2 separate regions of the Homo sapiens genome follow, and region 2 is linked to region 1. A link is a contact called in ENCODE Hi-C or POLR2A ChIA-PET data. All regions are on one chromosome and are shown on one strand. Each heading gives the region's core, a stretch centred on a gene start or an enhancer-like site at or near the end of the contact. The rest is flanking DNA. Distances are from core to core; before and after follow the strand shown. Region 1 holds the start of DIAPH3 (diaphanous related formin 3). Region 2 holds the start of LINC00434 (long intergenic non-protein coding RNA 434).

The links. Hi-C counts contacts between places; a loop is a spot of excess contacts on that map. ChIA-PET counts read pairs that join two places held with the same protein, here RNA polymerase II (POLR2A). Pooled maps may share reads with other maps.
Region 2: a map of CD8-positive, alpha-beta T cell shows a loop between it and region 1 (4-fold over the local background). The contact joins the promoter of LINC00434 here to the promoter of DIAPH3 in region 1. A Hi-C loop is called at or near these places in 3 of 168 maps with a recorded cell type or tissue (CD8-positive, alpha-beta T cell, Caco-2 and naive thymus-derived CD4-positive, alpha-beta T cell), 8 of 37 single-sample maps with no recorded cell type and 10 of 50 pooled maps. POLR2A ChIA-PET finds 5 or more read pairs at or near these places in 4 of 52 experiments (Caco-2 and WTC11).

What each region holds. Positions count from the first base shown.
Region 1 is chr13:60,161,320-60,167,925 of GRCh38, reverse strand. DIAPH3 (diaphanous related formin 3) reads left to right here and starts at 3,998. Exons shown (of 28, transcript NM_001042517.2): 1 at 3,998-4,339. The coding sequence starts at 4,160. LOC105370227 (a long non-coding RNA gene) reads right to left here and starts at 3,869. Exons shown (of 2, transcript XR_942001.2): 1 at 3,727-3,869. RefSeq lists enhancers at 2,177-2,471, 3,560-3,609.
Region 2 is chr13:60,265,823-60,272,428 of GRCh38, reverse strand. It overlaps LINC00434 (long intergenic non-protein coding RNA 434), which reads left to right and starts at 4,325. Exons shown (of 3, transcript NR_047022.1): 1 at 4,325-4,474.

The DNA of each region.
Region 1 (6,606 bases), core at 2,749-5,248:
AAGCAATCAGTTCTCCTGTGGACACCAGCTGAGTGTCTTCCAATTCAGTTCTGATACTCCTTATCCAGAGATAGTGTCAGATCCCACAGGTTGAGGGCTCAGTCCTACAAGATTGCGTCCTCCTTCCCATCAATCACAAGTCTGGGCCTCTAGCACTTCTGATCCACTGGCTTCAAGCAGGGGTTTCCATTATACCTTCTTTGGGCTGGATTAATTTGGAGAGAGGCACAAAGAACTCAGGAAACACATTTTCTGGTTTATCATGAAGGAGATTTTAAAGGATATAGATAAACAGCCAGATGACAAGATACCTAGGGTGAGGTCTGGAAGGGCCCTGAATGAGCTTCTATCCCTGTGGAGTTGAAGTGCACCACCCTCCCAGAATGTGGATGAGTTCCTGTTCACCTTCCTGTCAGCCTCCATGTGTTCAGCTCTCTGAACCCTGCGTTTTATGTAGACTTCATTGGTTGTTCATGATTGAAGCATGGATAATTGTGTCGAAATGTGATTGCACAAAAGGGTATGCTCTAAACCCAGCAAGGCCTGTCTGTTCTGTTCAGATTTTCCTGGTCTCTCTGTGCAGCATTCCTTTCTCTAGAGCGTGGGGCAGGACTCTCTCTGGCCTGAGGGTCTTATGACCCACCATCAGATTAGATTCCTGTCTTGGGCAGGTGAAAGGAGAGCAGAAGTTCCCAGAGAGAGATTCTGTTCCCTGAGGCCTACTTCTGAGGCCTAAAGCACTCTCACATTATAACAAAAGGCTGTAACAAGAGTTATGAAACTTATGAACTAGGAACCATGGGTGAAAATCTGTATCTATATATATATACATATATAGATAATCATAATATGGCAGAAGTGTTCAAGAAATATCTTTGTAGGTGTATGTTTGGGCTTTTCCAGGGAGACATCTAGACATGGAATTGCAGGGTCATAGGTACACATACCTTCACCTTTACTAGGTATTACCAAGTTTTTGTCCAAAGTGCCTATACCTGTTTTGCACTTCCACTATCTATCTAGGAATTCCCAACTTGGCCCAAACTTGGAAACATGGAACTTTGTAGTATTTGCCAATTTAATGAGGGTAAATGACATCTCATTTAAAAAAATTGATTAAGGATAATCACTTCCTTCCCTCAGCTTTCAACAACTTTCTCATATGGTCCATAAGAGTGAGCCATCAAAAGAAAGGCATTAATAATTTTCTGGATGTTGACACTGAACAGAAATGATAAAGGGAAGAAATATATTCCTAGATTCCAAGCTTTTCCAGGCCTTTTTTTTCACCTTCAACTTTCTATTTCCATGACTATTGACTCACTGGGGTGTATCATCTCGCTGGGTGATCAAAATGAGGGTCAGTGCATGCTGTTATGAGGTTTAAGTATGTTGGGGCACACATATAAAATGTACTTTAAAAAACATAAAACTTATACAAAGATATTTTCACTAGTACACTGAAGTTCCAGTGCATTTCTATGAGAAAAAATTCAGAGTGCTGTACGTAAACTTGAAAATTAATTATCATGGCTCCTGTTTACTTATATTTAGTACCTTCTATGTGGCAAAGACATGAGAAAGAAAGGAGCAGTCCCTGACATCAGGGAACTAGTTTGACACTTATAGCTAAGCCTCAGTGTTTTTAGAAACTGGCCTGACACTCATAGCTAGGCCATGTTGTTCTCCTGATGAACAGCATCTCACAGAACAGCAATATCAGACAGGGTCACTCTGTGACCATGATGAAGTGAGACAAAACAAGATCACTTCCATGTTTTGTCTAAGCACAGACAATAACAAGGTCAGTATGCAAATCAGAAAATATCAATGTTAAATAAATTCATGGGAAATGATTATAGACTAACCTTAGTTTTGGACTAATCTGCTGCACTAGGCTCCGGCAGACCAGACCAAAGCAGAATGGTCCCTCATGCGTATTGCCACATAATCAAAAGCAACTCTGAAACCAGCCAGTTTTCCAAAAAGCAGGAAATTCATAGCACCCAATCAGAAGGGGCCAAGTTTATCTGAGCTGGTATGCTAAGAAAGTTCCCCTGTTTTAACCCTATAAGGAAAGTAACTTTGAAACAACTCATCTGCTTCTCATTCCTTATTTCTGTTCTCTAGCTTTTTTCTGCCTATAAAGCCAACCTCCTCTGCTTAGCTCATTGGAACAGATTCTATTTTAGAGAATGAAGTTTTGCCTATTCTGGAATTGCAAATAAAAGCCAATTAGATCTTTAATTTGTTTTGTCTTTCAAAATCAAACATTCCCCTCTCTCCATGATATGGATGACTAATGCTTGTCAGTTACAGCTTTAGGCTTGTCTTTTAGCCTGCCATCCTCCTAGATAAGATAATCACTGAACTGTCTCCACTTCCTGAAGGCACTTAATCTTGAGCAACCCTTCCCACCTCTTTCCACGGAGTCTTTCCCAAATCACCTAATCAAAGCCCAAATCCTTTAAGTGCTTTCTAATACCATTTACCTAAGACACTTCATGGCTCCCCATAGTGCATGTTCTCCCTCCCTGAGTAATAATCCCAACTTCTTCAACTACAGTATTCCTGTAGGAGCATTGACAAAACTCTAAGGGCTTTACATATGCTATGTTATTTAGGCCTGAAAATGCCCCTCTTTCATAGGTATTAGTATAATTACCCCCCTTTTGTAGATGAAGCAGCAAAGAAAGTTAAACGTCATCTCCGGTATCAAATAGCTAGTAAATGGCAGGAATAAAATCTGTATCTGGGTCTGTCATCAAGATATAAGGAACTACTTGTAGTTCTCCTGACCTTGCTGTTCTCCTGTAAGTTTCCCTAAAGATTATGTGCTCTTTGAGGACAGAGCTGTAGAGTCTGGCACAGTAAAACAAATATTAAAAAAGAAAAGCTGTAGTGTGAAGACTTACTGAGAACTAAGGCTCATTTTTTGAACCTCTGTGCCAAACTCCTCAGAGTACCTAGAGTTGTTTCTTGTACCAAAATCAATACTGCATGTTTCCGAGTCTTGGCCTACACCACCTCCATATAATCAGAAGACAGATATCTTAAAGGAATAGTTCCAAGGAAAAGCTCATTTTTAAAGAGGGTATATTGATGTGTTGAGAAAACGGTGTTTGCCTTGTAGCTTGACCTTGGGTTTACACAACAAACTCTTTTGCATGGTTTCAGTTCAAGGCCCTTTGTTATGTGACCTTAAAGTTTCTTCACCTCTATGCTTTCTTGGCCTTGCTCCTGCCTGGAATGGAATGCCTTTTAAATGAATGCCCTGCCACTGTTTCCTGCCTAGTGAAAACCTATGCAGCTTTCCTTTTACCTTTCCAGATCCACTCCTTCAGATTTAATAACTTCCCTTTTTGTTCTCAAGGAACTTCTAAAACAACTGCTATAGACATTTACATTCCTTGGTTAATTGTGTTAGGGTTTGGAAACTACAGGAGACTGTGAGCTCCTGAAGGGCTCAGCCTAGCCTAGCTCTGTCTGATTTTGGGTGGACCCCTCTGCCACCCCAGAGCGAGCACTTAGGCAGGAAATATGTCCAGAAGGCTTCCTTTTGGAGCGTCGTGGGCCCCGTCGTTTCATCCTGCCTAGTACCCCTTCCAGCACCGTACCCAGTCCCAGAACTACTTTTTCCAGCCCCAGACGTGCAAGGAGAGGGCTAGCAGATGGTTTTATATCCCAGCGCTGCTCAAATGGTGGCGCAGGGCCTGTCTCGCCCACCTTCCAGTTCTGCTGGAACCCTATCTGCAAATCCAAAGAAATCCAGGCCGATGACTTCCTCCACGGTCCCCGGCGCTTCTCCAAATCTGACGCCACTCTGCGTCCTTAAGGTGAGCGGCCTGGACCGCCGGAAGGGTTGAGCGGCTGCATAGACAGGCCGCAAGGCCAATCATGTTTCGCAGTGCCCGGAAGGGGCGGTGCCTCAGCGTGTCATTGATCCGGCGGCGCGGGATTGGCCAGTCCCGGGCCAACACGGGTGGCGGGAGTTTTCAGATGTGTTGGCTGCGGCCCCGACTTCAGCGGTTGGGCTAGGCTGTGCTGACTGTTTGGGTGGCGGACCCCGGGAGTAAAACCTGTTGTCGATCCCTCAGCTTCCAGCTTGCGGCTTGCTGAGTGGCCACCTTCTTTCCGGTCCCCGGAGCTGCGGGGAAAGATGGAACGGCACCAGCCGCGGCTGCACCACCCGGCCCAAGGCTCAGCCGCTGGGACTCCCTACCCTTCCTCAGCCTCTCTCCGCGGCTGCCGGGAAAGCAAGATGCCGCGCAGGAAGGGCCCCCAACACCCTCCGCCGCCCAGTGGCCCCGAGGAGCCTGGGGAGAAGCGCCCCAAGTTTGTGAGTATCGCCTGGAGCTAGGGTGGGGCCGCTCCCGCCCCGCCGTAGGGCTGACTGCCGAGGGTGGGCCCACAAGAACTTGGGGACCAAGTTTTATTCTAGAGATCCAGAGGTGCCAAAGATCATAGATTGACAACGACCGGGTCTAGTTGTAGTTGGATCCTGTGACAAATGCCCAGATCTTTGTGTTGCCCCCAAATTTCTTAACGCTGATGTGAAAAGCAGTTCAAACGTGTATATGTATTGACGTCATCTAGGTGGACATTGCATTTTTTAAGTCGAAGTTCTCCCTTCCTCCCTAGTGTAAGAGGGTATAAGATATATCAAAATGAACTTTTAGGTGACAGGTTTTTTTTCTGCTTATTATTTTAATAAGAACTTTTAATTACATATAAGAACTTTTAAGGTAGATATAATTTTCCAAGTTGAAACAGCTAGTTTTAGAACTTGGCGGGTGGTGTGGTCACTGCTAAAGAATGTTTTGCTTAGCTTGGAAAGAATTCTAAATATTTGAAACTTGCTATTCTGGTTTGCTTGTGTTTAACACTTAAGGAAAGTGTCATGATTAACACCTTGTCTTTTCGTTGGTGTCAACTAGTGAAAGTATAGGCAGTGATGATTATTTTGGGGTTTGTGTGTGTAAATAAATCACATAGAGGGTTGATAGATTTGGGATGAGTCCAACAGAATTGAAATTTCACATTGACCACTCCACCATTTTCCTTAGGAATATGGAAAAACTGTGTGTGTGTGTGTGTGTGTGTGTGTGTGTGTGTGAGAGAGAGAGAGAGAGAGAGAGAGAGTACAGCATTTGCCTTATGTGGGCAAGTAAAAATTGTGAGAAATTTAAGTCATGATTCACAAATTAAGGGAATAATGGTTTGTGAACCAGTTGCTAACTATAACATTTAGTTAAAAATAATAGTTGAATAAGACTGAGAGCCCATATTCTGATACATGAGATATATCAGAATACTGAAAATGAGAAACAGCATAGATTAATTGAAAATGAGGAACAGCATAGATTAATTATGCCAAATTAAGTATCAAAATGGTCATAGGAATAGTGACATTTTGCAGAAGGATCAAGTATGGACTTGATCATTATCTTGACAAATCTGAAGAATGAATAGGACAGAGTTAACTTCCCAATGAAAGATTTTTGCCTAATGTGAGAAGAATCCACTAAGGCAATGACTTTTCTTCCTTTTATAGTCTACTCTCTGGGTTAATAATCTTATTTTATTTTGTTTTAACTTCTGTGGTCCAGAATACAGGAGGTGTTATTTTCTGTGACTCATTCCCAGCAAGGAGGTCATGAAAACAGGATCTAAATTAGTATTTATGTTAAGTTTCATTGAAGGATTTCATCATTTGGTTTCCAGTCTCTGTGCTGTTTTTCATTCTTATGTATGTCACATTGACCATCTCAGCATGCCATTTGTTAAATGGATTCTCATAAAGATGAAATGACATCTAAAAGATAACACTCTTAAGCTGTAAAGGTAAAAAACACATCTAAAACACTGTGTTTTTGGGTGGGAGTCTGGTATGAATCATGACTTCCAGTTAATTTAGAAGTAATTTGGACTCTTGGTACTTTGAAACTAATTTAGGTTCTTGCTTATATGGTAATTTCTTTAGTTATATCTTCCAGTTCATTAATTTTGTTATCAGCTATGTCTAATCTGCTACTTTTCTGAATATTTGATTTTAGCAATTATTTTTTATTTTAATAAGTTCCATTTGCTTATTTTTCAAATCTGTCTGGGCATTCTTGATAGTCCTTTGTTTCTTATTCATTTATTTCTTTAGACATTTCCTACTTGATTGTTCTTATTCTTTATTTGACAGTTCTGCTGTTTGCAACCTGGGCTGTCTACATTGACTCAGATTCATGATGGCTTGCTCTCTTTCTTGTGTGTATTTATCTTTGTAAGCTCATTGCTTTATCTTCACCTGTAGGATTCCAGAGATGCTTTTCTTTGGAGATAGTTTGAGTTTGTCTGCCAAGGAGCCTGGGCATGCTACTGATTTTGGACCACCTTCCTGTTGAACTGGAAATCTTAACATGGGCAGAAGTTCCAGGCACAGCTCTACTCTGTTCCTGTACTAAAGTTCAGTATCCCAGTCTCAAGACTGCTTCCTGAGCAGCTCTTCCCAGTTTGCCTACCTTTCACTGCTCTTGATTGCACACCAGTAACTCTTGTTTTTTGGATGGAGAGGGATCTTTGAGACCATCAAAGTTCCCAGCAATGCCTCAGAAA
Region 2 (6,606 bases), core at 3,076-5,575, 100 kb before region 1:
CCCACAAGGAGGAATAACACTGAGTCTTGGGGTGTTGCGGACCAGAGGAAGAAAGAACGAGTTAGTAAGGCAAGGGTAGAAATGGGAAGTGTGTGGGGGTGGGTGCACATGGATATATGCACAATATGTGTGTGCATGCAAACTTGTTCTCTTTTTTTACTTCTATATGTGTGGATTTTGAGGGAAGCTGGTTTCAGGCAGAGAGCTACATGTGCAGAAGCCCAGGAGTTAGGAAGAAATGGTGACTTAGGAAAGTGGCAAGTAGTTCTTTGTAAATAGAGCTTAAATGTGGGGAGCAAGAAAAGGTTAGAGATTGAAGCAGGGGCCCTTGAGCATTTGGATTTTGTTTTTGTGGTAATCAAAAGTTATTGAAGGCTTTTAGTGGGGGAATCAGGTTTTCCTTTTTGGAAATATTACTTTGTCTGCAATGTGGATGAAAGAATTGAAGCAGCAAAGCTGAAGGCAGGAAGACCAGCTCTGAGACAGTTTCAGAAACTCAGATGAAAGATAATGGAATTTTGCATGAAGTGGTGTCAGTGAGGATGGAGGAGCTGCCCTTGGCACCCGCAAGCAGATAGTCCAAGCAGATCTGTCCCCAAGGCAGATACAGGCTGCCTTCCTCTATTCTCTCACTGAATACAATACGTATTGTTTGCATTTATCATGATCTGTTATAATTGTTTGCTTGCATGTCTTTCCCACTGGACAGTAACTTCCTTGAAGTGAATAAGTGCTGATTTCCATCTTGCATCTAGTTTCTCAGAGCTCTACCCGATACCTGGCAGTTTCTTCAATGTTTGTTGAAGGAGAAACATGCATCCCTTAAACGTTTCACCCATTTTCCTAGTTCTACCACTTGGCAACTGTAAGACACATATTTAAACCCACTTTCTATTTATTTTATTTTATTTGTTTGAGACAGAGTCTTACTCAGTTGTCCAGGCTGGAGTGGAGTGGAACAATCTTGGCTCGCTGCAACCTCTGCGTCCCAGGTTCAAGTGATTCTCCTGCCTCAGCCTCCCAAGTAGCTGGGATTACAGCTTTTGTATTTTTAGTAGAGACAAGATTTCACCATGTTGGCCCGGCTGGTCTCAAACTCCAGACCTCAAGTGATCCACCCGCCTTGGCATCCCAAAGTGCTGGGATTACAGACGTGAGCCACCACGCTCAGCCTCAGCCTCCACTTTCTGTTTAAAGTCTCTTCAGAGCTCCCCTTTCCACTTCCAGGGTCAACGACTTAATCCTTTCAACAGTTCTTTGTCTGACTTAGTTTTGAATCCTTCATAATCCTACTTCCAGTTTACCAACTTATACCAAACTCCCAGGACAGTGCACTTGATTTCTGGTATCTTGGAAGATACAAGCCAAGCTCCAGAAGGTAAGTGAGATGGAAGAACCTAGCCTATACTGTTAACCAATGTTTATCTGCAGTTTGCATGATCTTCTTTTCCAAAGACTAAGCTAAAGACTAAAGCAAAGAGAAAGCACTTTAAGGAAATGAACAATTTCCTCATACATTCTACGAGAATGTCCTCTATGTAAAGATTGGGGAAGGAGTGAGAAGCTGTGGAGGAAGGTTCCAGGTAGGCAGGAGTGAATCCAGCCCCACTAACAAAGAACAAAAGGAAATGCAAGCAGTTGAAATGAGAACCCAAGAGGGTCTACATTGCATTTTATCCCTTAGGCTGCCAAAGCACAGAGTATCAACTTCAATCCCACTCACAAGTTACCCAACCATCTCTCTCCCACAAAACTAAAATATTTAACATTCCTTGTTATTTTTCTTTAGATATACATGTATAAGCACAGACTTTCTGGCTGGAGAAGGAGAGAGACAGCAATATTGAAGAATAAAAGTTCCATTGTTCTGTTGCTTCTAAAGTAAATGATGGAAATTATAAGCTAATTTACATATGGGAGATTAGCAGAGTATCCCTTTATTCCTATTAATATATTTTCCCTTCCTAATTATAAAGATTTGAATCTTTTTAAAACAACTTTATACAAAACATTTGTGTGGATATAAGAATTGCATGTTAAATGCTAATTCTGGATGAGTTATTTGCATAACCTTACAAAGGAGCTAAATTGCTTGTATTTAATAATAAATAGAGAGTTTAAAAAGGATTGAGGATATCTTGAGAGAATGTGAAACAGAGAAAAAATTTGCTTCTATTTTAAGATATGGAACTTTTTTTCCACTTCGAATTTAAAACTACTCTCCACCCTCTAGGGAAAACTTGTCCTAACTTTCCGATAAGCTTAATATTCCAAGTCTCCTGTAACATGACAATTCAAATACGTTGAAGGTGAAGAGCTAATCTGTTTTTAAATGAACATGGATAATTTTCAAAAGACAATAAACTGCTTCTAAAATAGTTTTGCATTTGAAAAGTGAAGACTTGAAGATTATAGATTCTGCATATGTTAGCAAAATAAAGAGAATTGTGGAAATTATCCAGAGAATTCAGGGAGAATCAAAATTTATGAAGAAAAAAAGATTAAAGTCTTTTTTTAAAGTATGAGATTTGACAGTGCTCATGAATCAGATAGTAGTCATCACTCCTGCAGGAGAAACATGATAGTAGGTGAAATACACATGAAATAAGTATGATAAATACTTCTAAATTTGATTTGATGTTTATGCTCTTTGAAATTAAGAACCAGCCTCTTCCTTACCAGTATTCAATACAGTAGGCAGTTTATCTTTCTTTCTCCCCTTCTACCCTTAACTCTTTCCTTAATTGACACCATCCTCTCTTGGGTTTCCTTCTATCTCTCTGCCAAATCCTCCTCACACTCCTTGTGAACCCCTATCTCCTTTTGACTTCTAATTGTTGCGTTTCCCCAGGATTTAGTCCTGAGCTCTCTTTTCTTCCTTATTGCCCTCTTTCTAGGGGATCTCTTCAGTTCCCATGACTTTAAATTCCATTTATATGCCCCCGAATACCAACTTTACACCCAAAACCTCTCCTCAGAGTTCTGGTTTGCAGGTTCCTGCTAGCTATCTGCTCTCAGACATCTCCCAGCATCTCACAAGCAACAAGGCAGTCCCAAACCACACAATCAAGGCAACCCACCACTCTTATCTCCCCAAACTCCTCCACTTCAGCAACGATACTCATTCTGGTTACACCGTATCAACACAATCTCTCTGTCATTTCTACATTGAAAATGTACATCGAATCCTTCCACTGTTCTTCACTTCCACCACTGACACTCTAGTCTAAGCTACCATCTCACATTGACTATTTTGCAGGCTTCTCTACTGGGTACTGACATGACTCCAAAAACCGGTTTTCTCCACAACAACTACAGTCATCTTCTTATATCACAGATCATTACTGGCTGCCTTTCCTTCGAGTTAACAAGCAAATTTTAGACCCTACTGCAAAATGGCTACTCTGGATTGCCATGAGTTTGACCTGATCTGTGAACATGTCACTTTTCTATTAAAACCCATTCATTGGCTTCCTACTGCATGAGAATAAAATCCAAACTCCTTACTATGGTCTACAAAGACCCCATATGATTTGGCTATTTCCTGTCTCACAAAACTCAACTATCTCCCGGCCCCTTCCCCTTTCTCACTACTCTGCAGCCACACTGACCTTCTTTCAATACTCAAAGGCCCCATGCTTTTTCCATTCTCAGGAACTTTACATATGCTGTTCTTCTATTGCCTTCCTCTACAGCCCAGTGCAGTGGTGAGAGGAGGGGCTGGCTGGGCTTCCTGGGTCGAGTAGGGGCTCAGAAAGCTGTGAAACTCCCTTATTTCCTGCATCAGGACTTACTTTGGTCCTGGATGGATAATATTGAAGATACATGCTTAAACTATTCCTAACACCAGGATTTCTGCATGTGTTTTCTTCCCCAAGAAAGCCATAAACAGCGAAAATTTTCCTGTACGTTTCTCTGTGTCCTCTCTCCCTCTCTCCCCTTCCCCCTCCCCCGAAACTAAAGTAAAAAGAATGTTAACTGGCCATTTTTCTGTGACCAGTGGACCTTATCTATACTCCCAATCCCAATTCCTTGTGAACATACTTTGTAAAGTCCTGTAAGATGCTGTCTCCTTTGCCATGCCGCTGCGAGGTCATAAAATAAATAAAACCTAAGTTGCAATTCCGGTTTTCCTTAAGATCTAAGACATGTCACAAATGGTTGTCTTTTTTTCTTGCTCTGGTAACATCTTCCCGCTGCACGTATTTCCCACCTTAAAGAGTTTAAAAGGCAGTTGTATAATCTAACTCTGGCTACCCATTCGGGAGGGACCCCTTCCACGCTGTGGAAGCTTTGTACTTTCACTCTGCTCAATAAAGCCTACCGCTTTTTCTCTCTATCAGTCCTTGTGTCTATCACTCGCTGCGGTCAGCTGCCACACCAATTCTTTGGTGTGGCTAGGCAAGAACCTTACGTGTTACATTTTGGCGAGCCAGCCAGGAGTCTCCAGGAAAGGCATCTAGATCGTCACATGGTGAGTATGATCGGACCTCTTTCACTTGCTATTCTGTCCTGTCCTTCCTTAGAATTCGGAGGCTAAACCGGGCACCTGTTGGCCACTTAAAGGCGATTAGCACGGCCACCGGACTAAAGACACAGGTGTCAGGCTGTCCGGAAAAGGGCTCTGTGACAACCCCTGACCCTTCGGGTTTGGGAGCGTTGGTTGGCCGGTTGGCCTGGAACCAGTTCCAACTCTTTTGCTTTCTGTGGTGGTCCCAAGGTACACCGGGAGTGCTCAGCAGACGTCTTAGTCTCCCGGATATCCTGGTTGAGACCATGGCCCCACCAGAGGCTCCCCCTGCACAGGTTACTGAGCGTGAGACAGCCACATCTTCTGACTCCTGCCTCCTGGGTCCTAATGTCCGCCAGTTAGACTTCTTTCCTAATCTCATAAGCAAGGTTATTCCCGCTAGGCAGGATCAAGATTCCCTATTTAGAAGTCTTTAATTCTTCAGGTGGTGCCCAAAAGATCCCTGTTCATGGTTCCCTCCAGGGTTTAGGCAGATGTCGCCATTTGATGGCTATTTTGAAGGGCCAGTTCCCCACCATGGTGTATGGTCCCCCACATCAGGACAATTTAAAGGCAGGTCTGTAATTTTCATGTGGATAATAGAAGCCTTAGGGCATTTCCTCCATTGCTCCCCAGATAAATTTTCCCCTTCCTTGGTGCCTCTCAAGTACAATCTGTGGTGCATAGGCACAGGTCTTAGAGCCGTTGAATTGTTGTTTCAACCATTCAATAATTGGTATTGGATGGAAGAAAATATGGTCAACTGGGACACAGGATACTGGTACCGCCTTGAGAGGGGGGCTTACTCCTTTGATGGCAAATGGGGACAGAAGGCTAAAGTACAGCAGCTGTTCTCTTGGCCCTGGCCTAGAGGACATCCACTACCTCCTTTAAGCTTACTAAGCCTCCTGTGGCTAATTCAGAGATTTCTCCTTGAAAGACGGTTTTATGGCCAGGCCCACATAAATTGGGCCTTAGTATGCAAGCATCAGTGGTGCCCCTGACCCAAGCCTTGCCACCCTGGAACAGGTAGGATGTGTTGGCAGAAGGACCACCATAAATCCAACAATCCTTGTGCTCCATTTAGTGGTCAATGGGCCCATGGCAGGGGCAAGGGAAGTTTCCACCCTGCTGGTAAGCATGGTTAAATGCTGTAGATGGAGAGCTCAGGAAAAGTGGCCATGAGCTTTGAGCACAATTGGACCTGACCCTTAGGGAATACCCTAAGGGAAGACAAGTCCCAGGACTAACCAGGGGTGCGGGCGTCCCTGTGTTTAAAATTCCAGATGGGCATCACACCTTCAAAACTGGACACTCCCTTAAGATGTATCCTGAATTACTGGAACAAATTCAACCCTGAAACCTTAAAAAAGAAGCGGCTGATTTTCTTCTGTACCAATGCCTGGCCACAGTACTCCTTACAAAATGGAGAAACTTGGCCCCCTGAGGGAAGTATTAATTATAACACCATTCTACAACTAGATCTTTTCTGTAAAAAGGAAGGTAAATGGAGTGAAGTCCCTTATGCACAGGCTTTCTTTGCCCTTTGTGACAATACTGCCCTGTGCCAAGCCTGCAAGCTTTGCCCAAATGACAAAGGCCCACAATTGCCTCCATACTCAGGGCCTCTTCCCTCAGCCCCACTCTCCTCAGTCTGTGTCTCTATCACTCGCCGCAGTCAGCCGCCACACCAATTCTTTGGCGTGGCTAGGCAAGAACATTAGGCATTACAGTGGCACATGCCCGTAGTCCAGCTACTCAGGAGGCGGAGGCAGTAGGATTGCTTGAGTGGAGGAGATCTGAGCTATATCACGTGGTGACTGTGCCTGTGAATAGCCACTGCACTCTAGCCTGGACAATATAGTGAGACCCTCATCTCTAAATAAATAAATAAAAATAGAGGTCTTCCTCTGCAATACGTAATACTATGTATTATGTGTTTGTTTCCTTCGGTGCACTTAGCGTAATTTATATTTATTTACTTGTCTATTCTGTTCTTGTTTTGATACTCTTTCTAGACTGTTAACACTCTAAGGGCAAGGATTACATTTGTTTTATTCCCCAAAATACCTAGAGCTTAGTACAGTACCTGTCAC